Linked DNA regions of Homo sapiens: region 2 is linked to region 1. Evidence: read pairs that join two places in POLR2A ChIA-PET (ENCODE). Cell type or tissue: A673. All regions are shown on one strand. Each heading gives the region's core, and the rest is flanking DNA. Links, peaks and the distances in the headings are about the cores only.

The links. ChIA-PET counts read pairs that join two places held together with the same protein. Peaks named below come from ENCODE experiments on the same cell type or tissue, not always from the same donor. Only the 100,000 strongest peaks of a DNase experiment are listed, where the experiment ranks them.
Region 2: POLR2A ChIA-PET joins it to region 1 with 5 read pairs; 8 of 35 experiments call an interaction of 5 or more read pairs at or near these places.

What each region holds. Positions count from the first base shown.
Region 1 is chrX:134,659,686-134,662,604 of GRCh38, reverse strand. It overlaps a transcript of PLAC1 not described here. Among named protein-coding and RNA genes, the nearest start is that of PLAC1, 2.7 kb to the right of the region's middle. In A673, for the core only: no CTCF peak of the experiment used is centred there; no DNase peak of the experiment used is centred there.
Region 2 is chrX:134,541,383-134,544,301 of GRCh38, reverse strand. MIR503HG (MIR503 host gene) reads left to right here. Exons shown (of 3, transcript NR_024607.1): 3 at 303-925. MIR542 (microRNA 542) reads left to right here and starts at 2,865; the gene lies at 2,865-2,919. In A673, for the core only: no CTCF peak of the experiment used is centred there; a DNase peak (open chromatin) is centred at 1,601.

The DNA.
Region 1 (2,919 bases), core at 280-2,779:
CCCTTTAAAAATGTAAAAATCATCCTTTGCTTGTGGGCTACACAAAAACAGACTGTGGGGAAAGTTCTCAACTCTTGGTCAAGACAATCAACACAACAATAGATTAAGCACTGCTTTGTAGCATTTGCTAGTTTCCCTGACATAAATAGTCCTACCATGGCCAACTTCAGGCTACACAACTTGATGTCACAGAATGTGGAGTTGGGAAGAGATGTCCAGTGGCAGAACATTATATAGTATTTCCAGTATACTGATATAAAAGATATAAGTAACCTCAAGAGCATGGATAATAGCAAAGTGTAGTCAAATAATTAGAAAGGGATGAGTTTCGCATATGTATTAGCTTTGTGGGTTTTTTTGGTTTTGTTTTTTGAGACAGGGTCTCATTCTGTCACCCAGGCTGGAGTGCAGTGGCATGATCATAGCTCACTGCAGCCTTGACCTCCTGGGCTCAAACGATCCTCCTGCCTCAGCTGGGACCACAGGTGTGTGGCACCACACCCAGCTAATTTTTTAAAAATTATGTTTTGTAGAGATATGGTCTCCCTATGTTGCCCAGGCTGGTCTGGAACTCCTCAGCTTGAGTGATCCTCCCACCTCAGCCTCCTAAAGTGTTGGGATTACAGGCATGAGCCACCACACCTAGCCAAGCTTTGTTTTTCATATAATTTATTTTATTGCAAGGTTATATAATTTAATTTCTAATAATGGCTGAATTTAACAACTCAGCTCTCAAAATTAATTTGTCTCTTGTAAGTTGGTATGAGCACACCATTGTGACCATAACAAATTTCAACCTGTCTTTTTTTGTTGGGGAGTAGGTAAAAAGAGAATCTTCACTCAATTTGGTCCATTATTCCTTGTAACAAAAGAATTTACTACAGGGTTTCTTTGAAGCTGGGAGTTTCCCTGGCTCTTCTAAAATAGGAAATGATTTTAGATGTTATTTTTACGTATTTTCAAAAAGAGGTCTGTCTCTATTCTCAACTGCTTCCTGACCACCTTTTGCTTCCAAATAATGAAAACTATTTAAAGGAAAAAGGAACTACTGTAGTGTGGTTTTAAGAAAAGCACATACTTTGCTCTTTCAGAAGTAGTTACACAATACTTCTGCCCATAAACTGGGGAAGAGTTAAAATAGCTTTCCAAGGCTCCTCCCAGGGCTGTGATTTTCCTCTCATCTGCTCAGGTAATGCCACTCATGGTGCTCATTCATTTATTCAGCTATTTGAGCATCTACCAACTGCCCGCCAGTGTGCTGAGCCCCAGGGACACAGCAGAACGCGAGAGAGACATGGCCCCTGCTGAATAAGTAATTACGCAGATCATTATTTACTTATACTTTACATTAGTACCTTAAAGGAGAGCATATAACATAGCGGCCTGATCTATTCTGGGAGATTCAGGATGTGGCATTTAACCTGACACCTGAAGAATGAGTAGAAAGCCATGCCAAGGAAGAGGCAAAAAGAAGTAGAACACCCTTCCTTCCAGGTGATGGGGACATCCTATAGGATGCTTGCCCAAAGCACAGGTACACATACAATACATACACAGATACACAGCATCTCTTTGGTATTAAAATTTAATGGGGGGAGAAATTAGAAAAAAAAAAGACGTCTAAAAAGGCTCCTGGGATGAAGGGGATGATAATTTTTTTAAAACAACATTGAGAAACATTGGTTTATATAAACAACTTGGTGCTCTTGAGCTATTATCACAGCAGTGGCAGAGCTAAGAGGCTGACTCCTCTCATGAGGACTAGCTACAGACCTGCAGGCTCCAGAGGCTGATACTAAGACAGGAAGTTAGAGGACTCATGGTTTCCCACAACTCCAGAAAATATCCTCTGTTATCTTTCAAATACTGCCTCTTCTCATTCTCTCTCTTCCCTCCTTCTGGAACTCCAACTGGACACTTACTGGAACTTCTCATTCTGTCCTCCATGTAGCTTAGCTTTCCTTTCTTATTTTTCATCTCTTTATTCCTCTGCTCTGCATCTGGATAATTTCCTCAGCTCTATCTTCTGGTTCACTCATTCTCTCATCAACTGTGTTTAGTTTGTTGTTTAATCCCTCTGTTGAGTGTTCTTTTTTCCATTGCAATGCCTATATTTCGGTTCTTTTTTGCATTCACCTGTATTTTTCAAACTATTCTATTCTTGCCTTCTAGTTTCTATTCCTTTTTAAAACCTCTTTCGGCCAGGCATGGTGGCTCACGCCTGTAATCCCAGCACTTTGGGAGGCTGAGGCGGGTGGATCACCCGAGGTCAGGAGTTCAAGACCAGCCTGGCCAACATGATGAAATCCTATCTCTACTAAAAAATACAAAAATTAGCTGGGCATGATGGCAGGCACCTGTAATCCCAGCTACTCAGGAGGCTGAGGCAGAAGAATCGCTTGAACCCAGGAGGCGGAGGTTGCAGTGAGCTGAGATCGCACCATTGCACTCCAGCCTGGGTGATAGAGCAATACTCTGTCTCAAAAAAAAAAAAAAAATCTTTGAACATTTTCAGCATACTTATTTTAAAATCCCTTTTAGATTTTCTTATTAGCTGTGGTTCTTAAGGTATGAATTCTTCCATTGGTTGCACTGGTCTTATGGTGGTTTATTTCCTCACGGACTTAGTAAGTTCTAGCTATGCATTCATCCTGAGTCATAGATACAAACACAGATTCATGTGCTATATACCACCTGGGTTTGAATTCTGGCTCTGCCACTTAGTACCTGTGTGACCTTAGGTAAGTTATTTAATCTCTCTGTTCTTCAGTTTCAGTATCTGGAAATCAGGGCTGTTCTACAAATGAGTTATTAGGTTGGTGGAAAATGATTGCAGTTTTTGCCACTAATTTCAACGGCAAAAACCGCAATTACTTTTGCATCAACCTAAATAATATAAGCCAAGCACTTAGGACAGCA
Region 2 (2,919 bases), core at 104-2,603, 120 kb after region 1:
GACTTGTATAAAGTGAATCAATTTATACTCAGCTGATTAATTGACCCGATGTTACCACCTCCAAGGAGGCACCTTTCCACTATTTTCTCATTTTTTCCCCAACACATGTTATTTGTTAGTGAGGAAGCTGCGTGCACGTGGCATTGTATAAAGTTTATTAGACAGACGTGGCCCTTAAACTAGGAAGAGCTTAGTCTAACTCTAAATCTAAAATTCGACATTTCGGTAAGTTGTGAGACAAGATACCCAGGTTGTTTGATAAACCAGAATTGAACATAATTTTTTAAAAATTTAAATCACAGGAATGTTTTTCTTGAAGGCATCCAGCATCTCCAGTTAGCAGTACTGATTTTTTTTCCCCCCAACAAAGGAACACTACATCAACACTGTTGGCGGGGACCTGGACACAGAAGACTCCTGTTTCAAGAAAATACAATCATCTCTCAAAGGCTGTAATTTATATGCATTTTAAAACTCTAGGCATTGAAAACCACCCAAGTGTCCCAAATAGAAGGGTAATATATAATCAATCACTCAGTGTAATATTATACATCCTTTAAAAATGTTATTGGGAAATGTTTTATGATCTGTAAGTCCAAGGAATCCTCTCCCACCATTTCTTTCCCCCCGCTGTTCCCCCATACCCACACTTCTTTGTTCCAATTGGCATGTAAATTTGGTTTTCCCGCCAAATGAGTCAGTCATGATGGGAACCTCAACTGATTTGAACAGATGTGTGTCAATGTTACTTGGAAAACTAGATGTCAATAACCAGGGTCACAGAAAAAGGCAGTGGTCACAACTCTGTAAAAATGTATGCATGCACACAGACAAGAACTAAAGTGGAACCCCACACAGGAAAACAGTGGGCTGTACTCCAGTGCTGGGACATTGAATGACTGTATGCTGCTTTTGATTTCCGTTAATATGGGCAACTGTCCAATTAAAAAAAAAACTCCTAAGGACTCTGCAGTGCAAATTGTTTTGCTGATTGTTTTAAAACACCATACCTATCAACTCATCAAGGCAAATGGGGCAGCGGGGGACTGGGTTCGTTCCCTGAATCCTGGACTGCTATAGAGCTCAGGGCAACATTTGCAGAAAACCTGAGCCTATGAGATGGGAGTTATAGGCAGCTTTCCTGAGGCTGTGTAAGATGAAAATAAAACTAGGTTCAAAAAATATGTTTGGGGAAGATCAATGAGTTTATCGATAGAAGTTAAAAGACTTGAGTCTGGCTATATGCAAGTTGGCATATGTTTTTAGAGATCTTTTTTCCCATTGGCCTGCAGTATGACTTAATCTCATAACCCTAGAATTTTATATATGCATTTGTATTTAGAGTTATTACATGACTCTTAAGCAAAAAAGAGTATATATACATCAAGTGTAGCAAACGTGTATCTCCCTGCCCCCCTACATCCCACTCAGGCCCACCCATTAGTTACTCCTCAGTGAATAAACAAGGATCGGCTAGCTCTTTCATAATATTTCACCTATCTGCCACCTTTTCCCTCCTCCCCAGCTCCACAGCTGATCTCTTTGGCAAGTTCAGCCAGGCTTAAAACCCCTGTGGGGATAGTAAATTGAGCCAAGAGGGAGGAGCCCCGAAAGACTTCCACTTCCTGTGGTTGCTTGGGCCTTTGAGCACTCCCCCTTCCACTACTGAGCTCTATAATCTGAGCAGTTGGTGGGTGTTTGGAAACATGGCCTTGGCTCCACTGCTGGAGTCAGGGAGCTCAGAACACTGCAGCAACCTGCCAGTGAGAGTCTGGGTTGCTTTGAAGCCTGAGTCTCCCAAGGCAGCTCCCTCACCTGTTCCCCCATGTCCACCCCCACCTGCCATCCAGACAAGACTATTACCCTAAGACCAGACCTTCTAAAGGCGTGGCCACAGAATCATCAGTATCCCAACATCTTGCCTTTGTATCGTGTGTTTACATACTTTTCCAAATACTTTGTTTTTTCTTTTTTTTCTTTTTTTAATTTGTGACAACCTTGAAAGACAAACAGAGTTAAGGCAGTCCAAAAAATAATTACAGACAAGAAAACTGGGGCCTCTGGAGGTTAAGGATTTGTCTGAGGCTACTCTCTGGGGGCTCTTCCTCCAGGCCTCATACTGTGTTCCTTATGTCATTACCTGTTCATCAGAACCGACTATGCAGTAGTGACCAGAGCAGGAAATGGAGGTGAATGTGTTTGGTTACAAAAATTCCCGGTGAAACTGGCTAGTCTTATGATGAGCTTTGGCCTATACATTGGACACTTCCTGGGTGAGGCCCAAGATTGGCCCCAGGATTACTAAATAGTGACTATAAGTTACCCAGCCGTGTACAAGTCAATCTGCACAAACCAAAAAAGCATGATTTAAATTCATTTTAAACCTCTGTCCCATGTTTGTTATTTTCTGTAGATTCAATCAAATTATCTTAAGGAAACAAATGAAGTGTCAAGCTATAGGGGTTGACTTAATCTAGTCACTCACTCAATGGAACCTTTTTCAGCCATTGCAAATAATAATGATAGAGAATATACAGAAACCTGGAAAATGCTTATGATATCAACTTAAAAAAAATCAGGGCCACAAAATCACATGGACACCATGATTGAAAAATAGGAGCAGAACCTGGAGGAAACCTGCAAAACAGACATACTTGTTACTTAAGGGTGGTGGGATTAGAGCTGAAGTTTCTTCTTTCTCTACTTTTTCATGGTTTTGTGTGTGTGTGTGTGTGTGTGTGTGTGTGTGTGTGTGTGTGTGTGTGAGATGCCACGTTTTCTTGTTATGTTGTCAAAATATAATTCTCTAAAAAGTCTTTAGGGGTCATGGGTGATACAGAAATTTGGGATCGGTCAAGGATGCACAGATCTCAGACATCTCGGGGATCATCATGTCACGAGATACCAGTGTGCACTTGT